Regions from separate parts of the Homo sapiens genome. Here region 2 is linked to region 1. A link is an interaction called in ENCODE POLR2A ChIA-PET data of the cell type or tissue named here. Cell type or tissue: CD4-positive, alpha-beta T cell. All regions are shown on one strand. Each heading gives the region's core, and the rest is flanking DNA. Links, peaks and the distances in the headings are about the cores only.

Evidence for each region. Peaks named below come from ENCODE experiments on the same cell type or tissue, not always from the same donor. Only the 100,000 strongest peaks of a DNase experiment are listed, where the experiment ranks them.
Region 2: POLR2A ChIA-PET joins it to region 1 with 6 read pairs; 2 of 35 experiments call an interaction of 5 or more read pairs at or near these places.

Annotation. Positions count from the first base shown.
Region 1 is chr2:197,865,616-197,873,301 of GRCh38, forward strand. The region is part of intron 1 of PLCL1 (phospholipase C like 1 (inactive)); the gene reads left to right. Among named protein-coding and RNA genes, the nearest start is that of PLCL1, 65 kb to the left of the region's middle. RefSeq lists an enhancer at 7,433-7,686. In CD4-positive, alpha-beta T cell, for the core only: no CTCF peak of the experiment used is centred there; a DNase peak (open chromatin) is centred at 4,226; H3K4me3 peaks cover 806 bases; H3K27ac peaks cover 2,641 bases.
Region 2 is chr2:198,111,858-198,119,543 of GRCh38, forward strand. The region is part of intron 5 of PLCL1 (phospholipase C like 1 (inactive)); the gene reads left to right. Among named protein-coding and RNA genes, the nearest start is that of LINC01923, 260 kb to the right of the region's middle. In CD4-positive, alpha-beta T cell, for the core only: no CTCF peak of the experiment used is centred there; no DNase peak of the experiment used is centred there.

The sequences.
Region 1 (7,686 bases), core at 1,362-6,361:
GCACAAATATAAATCGGAAATGCTAATTAGCACGTTAAGTTAGATGAAACATATCAGTGGAATCAAAGCTCACGCGTCAAATGATGTATTTTAATATTTTAAAAATCACAGTTTAAGCTGGACATAGTGGCTCACACCTGTAATCCCAGCACTTTGGGAGGCCAAGGTAGGTAGATCACTTGAGCTCAGGAGTTCAAGACCAGCCTGGACAACATGGTGAAACCCTGTCTGTACAAAAAATACAAAAATTAGCTGGGTATGGTGGTGCCTGCCTGTAGTCCCAGCTACTCAGGAGGCTGAGGCGGGAGCATAGCTTGAGAGAAGGTTAAAGGCTGCATAAGCCATGATTGCACCACTGCACTCCAGCCTGGATAACAGAGTGAGAACCTATCTCCAAAAAAAAAAAAAAAAAAAAAAAAAAATATATATATATATATACACACACACACACACTATATATATATATATATATAAACTATATATATATATAAACTATATATATATATAAACTATATATATATATAAACTATATATATATATAAACTATATATATATATAAACTATATATATATATAAACTATATATATATATATAGTTAGTTTAAGAAATGAGCAAAAATGAATAGCTAGGCAGAAATTTATGATAGCTTTTCTTAGATTAAACACCAAAAATATCTTGAACATTTGCGTTGGCTGAAAATGTTCTTTGTAAACAGTGAAAAAAATCTACAGTTTTATTTTAAAAAAGAATTAGTTATGTTTCCTAGTACTTTCACATTGAATTAATTTGTCACTTATTCTAGTGGATAAACAAGAATAGGGCTACTTACCTGAATGTTAATGGGGCAGATGCTACCAGAGCCAACCCTTATCCCCAGGACCTTTCACATTTCTCTTGTGAACTTTCTACTGTCAGCACCTGCATCTCAAATGCTGATTTGCCCATGGACAGCAGTTCATTCTAGGGAATTAATATGCTTGCTTTTCCAGCAGCCCTCATCTAATAACTCTCTAGAGGTGACATATAAATACTCCAGCTCCCTCACCCTCAGATGAGATAATTCTGAAGCTGTGTTTTGCACTAGTTCTGAAAGCTTCCCCAGGGAATTCAGCTCCAAGCACCCACTCTGGCAGCTGATTTATTAGATGCTTTTCCTTCTTTGTCTCTCTTCCCCACTTCCCTACCACTGTTCCCTACTTGGGGTCTGCTTCTGGAGAACCCATACTAAATCCTAAAATTAGGCATTATTGTTATTACACTTCTATGCACTACCTGGATTAACCCCATGGCGATCATCGTTTGGGAATTCTCAAGTGTTTTACATAAAAGGCATCATTCATAAAGCTAAAGAAGGACCAGTAGGATCAATGACGCACACTAATGGATTGAAAGAGTTATCTAGCATGACCCGAGATGCATTAGCAAACACAGGAAATCTGACCTTGGGAGAAAGCCCCTGATCTGAGCCTGGAGAGTAAGACTGAAGTCAGAATGATAAGCCTTCCTTGTCCAATGTCACATTGCTTTGGATTTGCTGTAGAGCTGGAGGTTCAGGGAAGGGCATTTCTGCAATGCCTTCTTTTACTTTTGCATGTCCTTCCTGGCCTGACTGATGTGGGCGGTGATCTCATTTTATTCTTTCTCCCTAAATCTTCTACAGCAGTATACACATAGATAGTGAATACTTGTTGATTAATGGGCTACTGTGCTGTGCTGTCAGGTGCTATATTAAATTCTGTTATAGCAGTTACTTCTAGGATCTGTAGGTATTTTTTTTTTTTGTACTATAAGTCCGCTGGTCTTTGTTGCTATTACATTATGGAGCATTGTCAAATATTCCATTTTCTCTTCGAGGAGTACTTGGCAAAATTAGCATCTGATGATTTATTTTTGAAAATTAGTGATAAGATATTGATGAAATAGACATAGTTTCTAATCTTTTGTTTCTAGTCCCATTTAGTTCTGTGCATGATCTTGTGAATGAGAACTTTCATATGCTAAGGAAATCTCTTCCAGCCTTAACCAGGAGCAATCAAGCCAGTTGTTGCTGACACATCCCTGCTACACCTCGCTTCTCTGGCTGTGGTTTGCTGGGATCCCCAGGGTAGTAGTTAGATGAACACTGCCATCATCTTGCCTACTCTGCTCCAGGATTTCTAGCGTGGCTCACTGTCCCCAACCAGACGTCCTTATCAGCAATTCCTTAGAGATGTCACTCTGACTCTTGTGGTGATCTCACAGAAATACTCATAAAAAAAATTGAGTATGCTGCTGTGTGCTGTAAATTGTCTTTCTCAACTTGAAGTTATACCTCTTTAACCACTGTTCATCATTTCTGTGACAACTGTATGAGTATACTGTATACTTTAAACATGACAATGATTGATCCTGTAGGTAAAATACCAAATGGTTGAAAACAAATGGCAAGGATTTTTACAATTGAAAGGCCTATCCACCCGGTGACCACTGTATTATTCATTAGAAATAGGTATTATCTTAGCTATTATAACTGCTGGAAGTTTTGTGAACCTTTTATGTCCAGTCAAAACTGCAAACTCTGCATATGCTTGCTTATGAATATTACTTCTAGCTAAAGAAGTGTTCATATAGTCTTTTCCATTTAAATACATGGCTAGGCATTTACTGAAATGTGAGCTATTTACTAATGGTAGATTACTGCAGTGTCTTTCATATCAGATGTTGCTTATCTGACAATCTCAACTAGGTGGAAACTAGGCAAGAAACAGGTAGGAAGCTGAATTGGCTCGTGAGATAACCTAAGAGATATCCCAGTGTCTATGCAGTACCTATTCTTGTGTACTTTATCTTTATTCACTGGAAAACCCTTCTACAACCACATGCAAAATCAGTTTGTTTTTAAAAAATTTTACACTTTTTTTTTAAAGACAGGATTTTGCTTTCTTACCCAGGCTGGAGTGCAGTGGCACGATCATAGCTGACTGGAGCCTCATCTCCTGGGCGCAAGTGATCCTCCCACCTCAGCCTCCCAAGTAGGTGGGACTAGAGATGCATGTCACCATGCCTGGCTAATTGAATTTTTTTTTTTTTTTAGTAGAGATAAGGTCTCGCTTTTTTTTTTTAGTAGAGATAAGTTCACTTGAACTCCTAGATTCAAGTGATCCACCCACCTCAGCCTCCCAAAGAGCTGGGATTACAGGCATGAGCCACCATACCTGGCCTTTACACATACTTTTAACAGGTTTGGTTCAGTTATATAATTTCCTGGTTAGTAGCAAACAAGAAGGGAGAAAAGAATAGACTACCAGAGAAAAATACTAAGAAATTATACTTTATTAATACCTAAATGATTAAACTTAGTGAAAGAGTGAGTTTTAGTCACATTTTAACTTAAAAACTGATAATTGTGTTAGAAAGCTTCAGACAGTTTGAGTGCCTGTTATACGCTGAGCAATGCAATGCAATGTTTACCAGAGTCCTCTCTAGCTCTTACATCTTGTCTGTGAGACAGACATTATTATTGCCATTTTAAAAATTAGAGAACAACTTAGGCTCTGATGAGTGAAATGATTTGCACAAGGCCAAGCAGTAAGTAACTGAGTTTGAATTAAAACCAGGACTGTCCGATTTAAAGGCCCTATTGTTTCTATCATATCAAATTGCTTCCACATGGGCCATTCCACAATGTACTTAGTGAAATTATTATTTTAAGAGCAATACACTTCTTAGAGGAACTTAATAATAACCTCCTCTGACTCCCCTGAATTTACGTATCTTTTTCTTTTTTTTTTGCCTAAATGGGGATATAAACAAAAATAGTGATTATTTTGATTTATATTTACATAATAACTTTTTCACTTTGTATAGATTCAGTTTGTGACTCTAATAATACTATTTCTGGCTTCAGGCCTGTTGATGTTCGACTCATGCAGTCACATACTTGTTCTTTAAATGGTTGTGGTGAGGATCATGTGAAGGAAGGAACAGCCAGAAAAGCATCAAGATAATTGTGACAACTGCCACGGGTGGTACAGTGATTAAAGAGAACAGATATGTAAAAGTAATTTCTTTGCTGAGCCATCACTGGTGCAGAGAGCAAAACAATGGGGACAGATGTGACTGAAAGAAGTTTTGATGTTATCCTAGTGTTTGGTTTTAATCCCTCCTCACCTCTTGACACCATCAATTTTTATCTGTCATGTAAAAACAGCAGCAACAGCTCATAGTAGAAGGTATGCTGCAACGGTAAATTTCATGGCAAGACTTCTTACGTAATTCAGGGATCACATGAAAGAAAACCACAACATTATCTTCTAGCTTCTTATCTGATTTTGTAAAAAGGTTTCAAGCATACTTTTTTTTTCCATAAGTGTTATTTATCAGAAATCTTAAATGGTAGAAACCAAACTTTGTGAAACAGGAAGGGTAATAAAGATTCCCGTGTATCTGGGCGGCCACGAAGCATCATGGAGTTTTTGTTTTGTGTCTCCGTGGAGTTAACTGGTTTTAGCAGTTCTACTGAACTTTAGCTAAAATGAATTACACAAATAACTGATTAGAATTGACTCATGCTAGAATTTGAATTACTAAAGCATGCAGAAATAAGAGTAAATGCTAAGGGGAGCTTTGCTGCTTTTAGGGTGTTTGATGTGAATTCTGATCTGGTCTCCTACTACCTTCAATCTATTTGATACCACAGTACAAGGGACACTCAGGTACATGTAGGCTCCAAACCCTTATCTAGTCACATCTTCATGAGCCACACTGACCTTTTTAACATAGAATGTAGGTTAGAGGCCTATGGTTCGTTTTTGTGGCGTTAAGAGTCCCACCCACCCAAGACCCAGTGAATGAGAATCTCTTGGTGTAGGGACTAGAGATGGACATTTTAACTATTCTTCCTGGGTGAGTCTGATGCATATTTGGGAACCTCTGCACAGGCCTCCTAAGTATCATTACCCCTTCTAAATATGTGGCATCTCTACCCTCAGAGAGTGTTACCATATTTGTTAGCGGGAAGGGAAGAGAGAAAAGTGTCAGGCTTGAACAGAAGAGAACTTTGAACATCTATTCAAAGAGTGGAAAACTTTGAACCTCTTTATTCTACTACCCATACCTCCAAGTCCAGCTGCCTTGGTATAATTATATTTCTTGAATATGCACATTTTCCTTTGAGCTCGAATAGAACTGCTTCTCCTTGGATGTGGAATTGATGTGAGTAGATAGGAGTGACGCTCTTCCTTAGAGCTGAGATTCTTACTACTGGGGGGAAAAGAGACCAGGCTGCCCCTATTCCTTATCACACTCCCTTACCCTGATCATTCCAATTCACTATATCTGATACCATCCGTGATTCAGATGCTCACCTCGGGAGAGGAGCTGTTTTTCTGGATATTAAACTACATGAGCAAGAGTGAACATTTTGTATTGTGTAAAATTCCGTGTTTGGGATGGTGTTAGAGGCAGAGATACTTCCTGGGTCTAATGCCATACAGAGAGGCTTGATACTTACCCTCAAGCAGGAATGAGAGGTACATTTAAATTACTAGACTGATTAGACTCCTGAATTTAGAATCCTAATTTAAACTCCTGAAGAGTTAGCTGAGGGATGTGAGGGGCCTGTACAGTTGCAGACACATCTGTTTCACCCCAAACAGATCCTGTACTGTTTGGAGAGAAACCCCTAGTCTTCCCTACATCCCTGGCTTTAGATTTTTTGGGGCCTGTTCTTAGAATGAGGTTCATAAGGGAAGGGGCAGTGTGGCCCTCCTGAGACCAGAGGGAATAGGATAAGGCAGAAGTTCTCAAGTGTTGAAACGCCTGAGGTTCTTGGTAAAATGCAGATTCCAGACCCCCACCTGGATCCACTGAGGGGAGTGCCTTAGTTTCCTAGGGCTGCTGTAACAAATTACCACACCCTTGTTGGCTTAAAACGGAAATTCATTTTCTCATGGTTTTGGAGGCCAGAAATCTGAAATCAGGGTGTCAGCAAGGGGTGGTTCCTTCTGGAGGCTCTGAGGGAGAATTCGTTCTATGCCTGTCTCCTAGTTTTGGTGACTGTGGGAAATCCTTGGCATTCCTTGGCTTATAATAACATCGTACCCCAAACAATACAAAACAAAAATAACAAAATACCACCTAAATTAAGTTAGGTGCACTCCTTAGTGTCCCCCTCCCTGAGTGCTTTGAGTAAATCTCTAATTTTGCTTTGATTGCTCTGGTTAACACACAACCATAAGAACACGACCAGCACTGCAACACTCACCTATCTGACAAGGACACCTGTGCTTTCCCCTTTACACCCTCTACAAAGGGACTTGGAGGCTCTCTAATAAACCCAAGGACATGCTTTCTGTGGGAAAGAAGTGGGGGCAGGTACTTAGCTCCTGGGACTCCTGGTGAATGGCTAGTTTGTTCAGCTGTGCTGTCACTTTGTTGCTGTAGACACTAAATTCCAGTCTGGATTACAAACCTTTTGTGAGTAACTCGGACTAATATTTACAATGCTGGAAGATGTAAAATTTAAAAAGCCAGTTGACCTGAAATAATTTGTTAGTTTTCTCCCCCCTGGCCTAATCCAAGAGCTTTCTGCTTAGCTCATCAGGTCCTCTGGTGACCTTAATTTACTTTTAGGTAGCAAATTTCCTGTTCCATGCAAGCAGAGGAAGTTCTCTCAATGAAATATAGCCAAATCAGCACAATACCAATCACCTATCCTATTAATTTCTTTATACTAAGTCTGGAAGGCATTTAGGGCCTTGAATCTCTTTGCCTGCCTGTGTCCTCCCTCTTTCTCATTTGTAATCCGTCTGTTTTCCCCATTAAACTGTAGGCATCAATGCCAACCATAAGTTTTATACCAAACATATGATTGGCATCCCTTCCTTGGAGGCACTGTACCCTAATGGTTAAGGGCTGTGCCACAGATCCATGACTGTATTCAGCTCTACCATTTACTAGATTGTGATCATAGGCAAGTTATTGAACTGCTCTAAGCTTCATTTTTCCCATCTGATGAATGGGGGCAATGATGACAATGATCATGATACCCACTTTATTGGATGATTGAGAGAATTAGATTATGTAAGTTTTATAAAGGGCTTGGTACACAATAAATTCTCAATTAGCTATTTTTGTGATTACAATTGTAATTATATTATTATTATTTGTTTAAAATGCCAGTAAGATAAGCTTGAGTAAAAGATTTCTTATACTAGGAAAGAAGACAATAACTACAGGATGACAGGCTGAGTAAAATTATTTGCATAATAACCCACATTGATTAGGCTCTTAGTAGGCATTAGCACAATCCAAAGTTCTTACATCTATGATCTTATTTGATCATCATGGCATGCTAAGAACTATTACTATTACCTTATTTTCCTGATGAGATAACTGAAGCACAGAGAGATTAAGTATCTTGTTCAAAGTTTGTCAGCGTTAACAAGGGTCTAAGATTTACCACACACTATGTTATAGTCACTCCACTGGCTTCAAAAGATTAATATAGGGAAGGTTTCTAAATTGCTCATTTTTATAATATAATTATTCAACATGTTTATGTGTATTCAATACAAATTGTTTACTATAACATTATTCAAAAAACTTTCTATTAATACACATATCACAAACACATGTTCCTTTAGGGTGGGGGTAAAAAGCCCCAGCATCTTAGCTTCTAGGTGGGAGCCTGCAGGCACGGAGTGC
Region 2 (7,686 bases), core at 943-5,942, 250 kb after region 1:
ATCCTACCAAGTGTTTTATATTTATTATTTTACTTATCTAAGGGAGTGAGTGTCCTGCCCATCTAGCATGAATATTTCAATCACCTTGACAGAATATGCCTACTGTCAGTAGTCAGTGGTTAGTGCAGAAAGCTACAGCGAGAGAGTGTATCTTGAGAATAATTTATTTACAACACTATATTTACAAAACAACTCTCTTTTCTCAATCTGGTTTCCCAGGTACACTTTTCTAGTGGAAAATAGAATGAATTGACCAAGTGGTATAACTAGTTCCATCTGCCCAGTAGTCACATTTCTCTTTGTAAGTAAATCAGTTAACTTCCTTTTTTATTTGTCCATCTCCTATGAGCTTGGTTAGCATGAATCAGCTTCCCAGGGCCTGATCACCCCTGAGCGAATGGATACAGTTGAGTCCTTGGACAGGTACGATTGGGAATCACGGAAGCAAAGCAAAACAACAACAACAATACCAAAGCAGAAGACCAGACCCAGGACCCCTGAGAGCCCAGCCAGCCTCCTCTTGTTTCTCTTGGACAGCTTTGCTATTCATTGGCTTTTAGTCTGGACATTGCTAGCTGCCATTTCTTGATGGGACAGAGGAAGTTCAAGAGCCATGCCTCTAGCAAAAACTTTACAAAGGCTATACTCCTTTCATATTCCTTCCTCATGCCCCCTCCTCCACAGCCACAGTTCTACTGTTCAGACCTACAATCTGTCCTTTATCAACTGAGGAGTTACAGCAGAATCTATTCTGTGTCTCCTCTAGGCAACATTTACTTCTTCAATTTTCATTTTGTTGTAAAGTTTATTTCAATTTTTTTGTCTATTAAACGTTTAAAAATAATGTTGGAATTTTGGCAAACAGTTACGGTTAACAGTCATGCCAGAAACATTTGGTGAACGCAACTGGGAGGGGCAAAATAGGGATGAAGCCAAAATTGAGGGTCTTATTCCAGTGGCAGCCAGTTTAGTCTCGCTCAACCTAGTAAGCCCTCAACTCACTTGGAATCTTAGCCAGCTGCTTTACAATGGATATCATTGATTACCAGGAAGAAGGTGGGTGGCAGAAGGGAGAGAATGGATGGATCACTTCTAGAAAAACAGCTTGAATCTCATATGTCAGTACCATTATTTTTATACACAAAAGAAAATATTATTAAGCCTTATAAAGTGTAGAGTATACATTTAGAAGGCATAGCATCTATCTGGGGGTTATAAACTAAGTTTGATATATTTATCCGTGGACGAGGTATCTGAAAAGATACTCCTAGACACATTTGTAGAATCTTGTTATTGTTTGGCTAATTAGTGCAAAATAAAGACCCTTCTCTCCCACCTCAAGAAGGTGATGTTATTTCCACACTGACATTTATAAATAAGGAAGTGCAATGCATAAATGAGGCTTCTAATCCATAAATTAGCAAACAATAATTTAACAAATTTTTATTTCATTTTATTTTTGGTGAAACCAAATTTATTAATTCAACAAATGTATCTGTTACGTCTTTACTAGGTGACAGGCTTTGTGCTTGGGAATGTACTGGTGAATAAAAATGTGGCCTTCTGGTCTCAGAGCTGACAGTCTAGTGGGGGAAGCTGTCATTTAACAAGCACATGATGTGTGTTAAATTTGTCCTTATGATGGGTGCCTTAAAAAAGTGCATGACACTATGAGAGTGTGCAATGGGATTTGACCTAATGGGAGAGGCCAGGGAAGTATTCCACGAGGAAATACCAGTACAGTGGTGAGTAAATATTCCAGCCTTTCATGGATTCCAAAACCCTGCCTTGTATCTTGATACTTGAGTGTGGTTGCCAAAACAATTTGAAAATAATGGTGAAAAGAAAACACATCAAAATAAAGATGTGCCGGACCTCTTCAACATGGTCTGGGGAGTTCTAAAATTTCTGCCTTGCTCATTTAATTACCACTCATTAGCATTATGGCTAATTTGTTATTATATCAAATCTGGCCATATTAATTACAAATTAATTTAATCATCCACCTTCTAAAATATAATCTGCAGCGAAGTTTTATAACCATGTGTATCCATAAAATTCATTTAATAGCTTATAGTTACAGAGGAGGATGTTATAAGGTTGGTTTCTGAGAAATTTCTACAATTTAAAGCTGAAAAGATGCAGAGAGAGAGAGAGAGTTATATAATATAGAATATTAGTATTAGTGTTAGATATATGGGTAAATTTTTTGAAGTATAATTGATGCATCTATAATTTAAAAAAAGCCACAAGTTTAAAACATTATTTCAAACAGCTCTTATCCAACAATATAGGACAGTTTAAATAGAATGTTAATGCTTCTTAGCAATAGGCAGACTGGTTACATGGTGTCCAGATTTCTGCCTTGGGTGGCTGCATCCCAGCTGTGCTGCCCAGGAGTTTAGTAGAGATAAAAGCCGGGCTGTTGACATGATTATGGAAGCACACACCACTTTATCTCCAGTAGAACTAAATTTAGCATCTCTTGGAGGTACACTTTTTTTTTTCAGATGAAAGCTGCATTTTATAATGAATCTGAATAATTCAAAAGTGGCAGGATCCTAATGAATAGATGCATCATAGACCAGAGGACTTGGCTCCAACTTGTGAAGTTATTGAAGGTCTTACTTTTCTTTCAGGAAAATTTTCCTTAGAGAAAATTTGTTTCTTACACACAGAGTTTTAGCCTAAGGTGAGTTGTAGCTTAAGTGAGTTTGATGTCTTAACTCTGCATTAAGTATTTCTTACAGTGATATAAGTGGAAAGAAAACATTGATAACCAAATTGTTTCATTCTGGTTCCTTACAGCCCTTGTAGGTTTTATACTCACAAGCTCCTTTTCTGATATTGTTACTCAAGGAAGACAAAAATGGGCTACATCTATCTAATTTCCTTATTGTTAATCCAAATCAGAGCAAAATGAGTTCACTTCTCTGAATGTGTGTGTGTGTGTGCATATATATATCTATATATACATATACATATATACACACATATATGGTATGCACACAGACATTGTCAAATAAAGTCAAATCTGAATTTAGATAGAGAATCTGTTCAAAAGAATTATCACAATAAGGAGAGGGGACTACTGTGATAGGGGAACTATTGTAATGGGGAGAATGCTCCTACCTTAAGATCTGTAAGCATTTGAAAGGCCAGGCAGAAAGGATTTTTCTTTTATAGGGAAGGGCACAGAAGGTCAGAAAGAAGCACATATGAGGGAGTGGGTAGCGTGATCCCACAGTTGATCCTACAGTGAGGAAACATCTTTCCTGTGGTCAGTCCTTTCTTGGTAAGAGGCGATTAAGGAGAGGCTGTGTGCTGTCTCAGGATGAGAGTGGGTCAAAGTTCCAGGGCCTAAGGGGAAGAGAGAAGCCTAATTAAAGTTTGGCCAAGTCCAGGTAGTAGGTATCAATATTTTCTCCAGATTGGTTAGTGGACACAAACAGACAAACAGTTCAGCTAGTCATTTATGAGGCAAGAAAGGGAATTTGAAAGGTCTGTGTCTGGCCATGTCACAGATAAACAAGGGAGATTCCATGAGTCTTAGCCAAGTCCTATGGGGAAGAGGGGTTCTTTGCAGTAAGTAAGGTCTTTTGAGGAACACAAAAGGATGAGGGGATTTCTTAACCATCCCTGATTTCCTGGAACACAGGGCTCAGATAAAGTTGAGCATTGTCAACATATGCATTTATATATTGTATTATGCTGCTAATAAAGATATACCTGAGACTGGTTACTTTATAAAAGAAAGAGGTTTAATGGACTCACAGTTCCACATGGCTGGGGTAGCCTCACAATCATGGCAGAAGACGGAAGAAGAGCAAAGGAATGTGTTACATGGTGGCAGGCAAGAGAGCTTGTGCAGTGGAACTCCATTTATAAAACCATCAGGTCTCGTGAGACTTATTCACTACCACTAGAACAGTATGGGGGAAACCACCCCCATGATTCAATTATTTCTGTTTGGCCCCGCCCTTGACACGTGGGGATTATTACAATTCAAGGTGAGATTTGAGCGAGGACACAGCCAAGCCATATCTCATATATAAAAAATTTTTATGAAATATAAAATTATTAAATATATAAAATATATACATATAATATATAAAAATATACTTATTAAATATATAAAAATAGATACATATAAATATATAAATATACATGTATATATAAAATGTTATGTGTGTATATATGTATATGTGTACATACAAATATGTAAATGTAAAAATCTAAAGAATAATTTAGGTTAAGCATAATGAAATTAGATGCTACTTTTTTAAAGTCATATTGAAAAGATCGTGATTATGGAGCAGCAAAAAAGTTACCCTGGAGTCATAAGTGGTTATTTTCCAGTTTAATTAAACATTTCTTATTTCAAGTAGATACAATGTGCTCAAAGATACATCAAATATGAGATTACATACTCATAGTAATAGGCCAGGAGGATAAATCTTTTTTTCTCCTTATTTCCCACTTTTTGTAAAATGATTTTGTACTATTAATTACTCTCCATACATTATTGATACTTTTAGTATTTGTGGTAAGTGAAGATACCTATCTATGAATGCAGGATAATTAATAACTGAATTTTCCCTTTAAGGAAAAACTCATGGCCTTATGAGATTAATTATAGATTCTTTGAAAAACGTATGCCCTTGGAGTTTTAAAAATATGCTTAAATTCATAAAAATTTACACATAACTCTTCAGATAACTACTTGAATAAGACAAGAAATACGGATCATTATAATAATTTTATTAATGCTTTGAAAAAAGGTAACTTCCAGAAAGAAAAGACTCTCACAGAACCATGACTTAGAATTAAGTATTAGACTTTTGCATCATTGCATAATATTATGGAAAGGTTAACAAGTCGTTATGTAGAAGCTCCAGGGTTTCAGAGACAAAGAAGAGAATCCTTCCCTATGCAGTGAAATACACTAACCCCTCATGATGGGATTTGTAAATCTGCCAGGACGAAGCTATGTGTTCTAAAAATAGCTAAAGTCTTTGAGTGTTTATTTAAAAGATAACTATTCTCAATGGATTTTTGAGTCAGTTATACTGAGGGATGGAAAGTTCTTAAATTGCTTTACAATGTATTCCAGGGAAAAAATATTGCAATTCAAATCTCTCAGAGGGATTCCTTAATCAACTAGAATATTCTGGATCTCCCAGTTGTCAGCTACTCAGCAGCTGGCCTTATGAAAAAAACTAGAATAAAACTGGTTCATGAATGTGTTGCCTGGGAATTTTCCTTTTCTTGGGTCAAAAAACATTCCTGATCAATTACAAATAAATCTAGTCTCAGAAAGTTGAGCTCCTTTTCTTAAGCATGTGTTAAGAGACATATTTTTCATATACATTTAAAATATACTGGATGCCCTGAAAATATGACTTGGGTTTCAGCAACAAATTCTGATTTCCTTGGGTCAGAAATATGGGTCTCTATCAGTCATTTTCTGTTTTTTTTTTCTTTTTTTTTTTCAGATTCAATTGGGCTTCACTTTTTTGTAAGCAAAGATATATAGAAAGGGAAGGTTGAATGTGTTAGAATTACTCATGTTCTCTGGTGGTACATTATTGTAACAGAAGTTTATTCCTCCAAACTGCTTGGATGGGCACAATTTGAACATATGCTGAAACAGTCCTATAGACACTTGAGAGTTCCATACAGTTTATTTGCTGGTGAAATCATGGATGGTTACACACCGCTTCCTCATTCCCTTACCTTCCAGATGGCTCTCCACACTTACCACACATGTTGCAGGAAACAGGTTCTTGTTTATCGTGGGTTTGCTATCAACCAAGAAACTGATATCTAAGACTGCTAAAAAACAAAGCTAGCGTATAAAGTCTTGTATAGGAAAAGTATGTTTTAGAGGTAACTATGTCCTAGTATTAAATCTGAGTAGGTGAGACTGAAGCTTCTTAACAATGTATATTGTGTATCCTCTGAGTCAGCCCATAGAGTCTTTACATGTACTCTGAAACTAGAGAGGGAAAAAGCCAGCAACTTCCTTCCTGTTCTCCTTTATCAATAGTACATTTTAGCCTGGGAGAGGAAGAATACCATCAAAAGGAACAATTATATGTATGCATAGTGTGTGCTTGTATATGTGTTATATCATAGGCTCGTTTCTTATATTAAACAACTCACTTATTAAACCCTGCTTATTGTAAGCTCTGTAATAATACATGTAGATATGATAATAACAATAATAGAGGAATGAAATTTTCCTTGGAGGCTTTGGTTAACTAAATGTATTCTCAGCTGTTCTTATGAAAAACATAAAAATGTGTAAGCAATATAATAATTACAAATGCCATCAAGATGGAAATTACAATTTTAAATTCTGAAAAATATAGTCTTTGCTACTGAATCACAGTTTTATCAACCATACTAAATCATTCGGTCATCCTCTACTTAATAACCACCACCTTAAAAATTGCTGGGTTCATCTCAGGAAGCATAATTTTGTTCTAGAGATTCTTCTCTGGTCAGAAAGAGAGAGAGGGAGAGGAGAGAGAGAAAGGAGCAAATAATAAAGTGACTACTACTGTCCTTCCTCTTTAAATAACAGCTCCTGGGAAGGTCAGATCCTTTGGCTGTTTTGTCAAAGATACTCAGGAAAAGTTTTCATAGAGATCTCTGAACTACAGGAGACTTGAAAATTAATTACATGAAACTTTATGAATTTTCATTGAAGTTAAACATCAGCACAACCAGTATTATTTTCCTGGAGCTTTTGATTAGACATTTCTATACCAGTTTGTCTGTCATTTCTTTTTTGCAGCATAAGGTTTAACAGTCTAATCCCTGAATTGGCCAGAGCTGCTGCATACTCCTATGTCAATTGTGCACTGCACAACCGTAGGGGGTGCCATTCCCACTGAATGCATGTGAGTAGTGTCCTCTGGATTTGTCATGTAGTTACCATGAAGTTGTCAGTCTAAGCATTTTTCTGTCTCTAACCTTTTGTTCTCCATGAAGTTTTGAGTGCCTTTAACTATTATTACATTAATTATAATTATTGTCTAATGTAGTGATTTTCCCTACTAAGGTTTACATTTAGGATAAATCTTCAGTCATTTCAAAAGGATTCATATACAGTAGTGTGTCTTCATGTGAAACTATTGTTATTTGTGTATTGAAGCACAGTAGAGAAGCCCAAGAATCCAGAGTATTACATACATCAGATGAGGAAAATGTCAATTGTAACTCAGCTAGATCTTAACTTTGATTGGTTTTGACAACCAAACATAGTTGATTCAGTTTGTAACTTGACAACAGAAACTGTAGGCATTTGGAAAATAATATCAAGTCCTCTTTTCAAATCTAATACATCCTTCTTGTGTAAGAAAATTTAATTAAATTCATTTAATCTTCTGAAAAAAATGCTCTAAATTCATTTAAGAGAGTTAAAAATAAATAAATCTTTTAAAAAGCCTAAGACTTGAGTGAGAGAAATGATTTGATGTTAGTCTGTTAGCTTCAAGAAAAAATGCCAAGTTCTTGACCTGGATAGAAGGTCCTCTGTGATGGGGGCTTTGCTTACCTCCGTGTCTTCACATTTTATATTCTCCAGGCCCTCAGTTCTGTTTCTTGGAAATATCAGGCAGTTTTGGGATTCCATGCCTTCGCACTGCTGTTCCTGCCAACTGTGATGTTCTTTCCCTC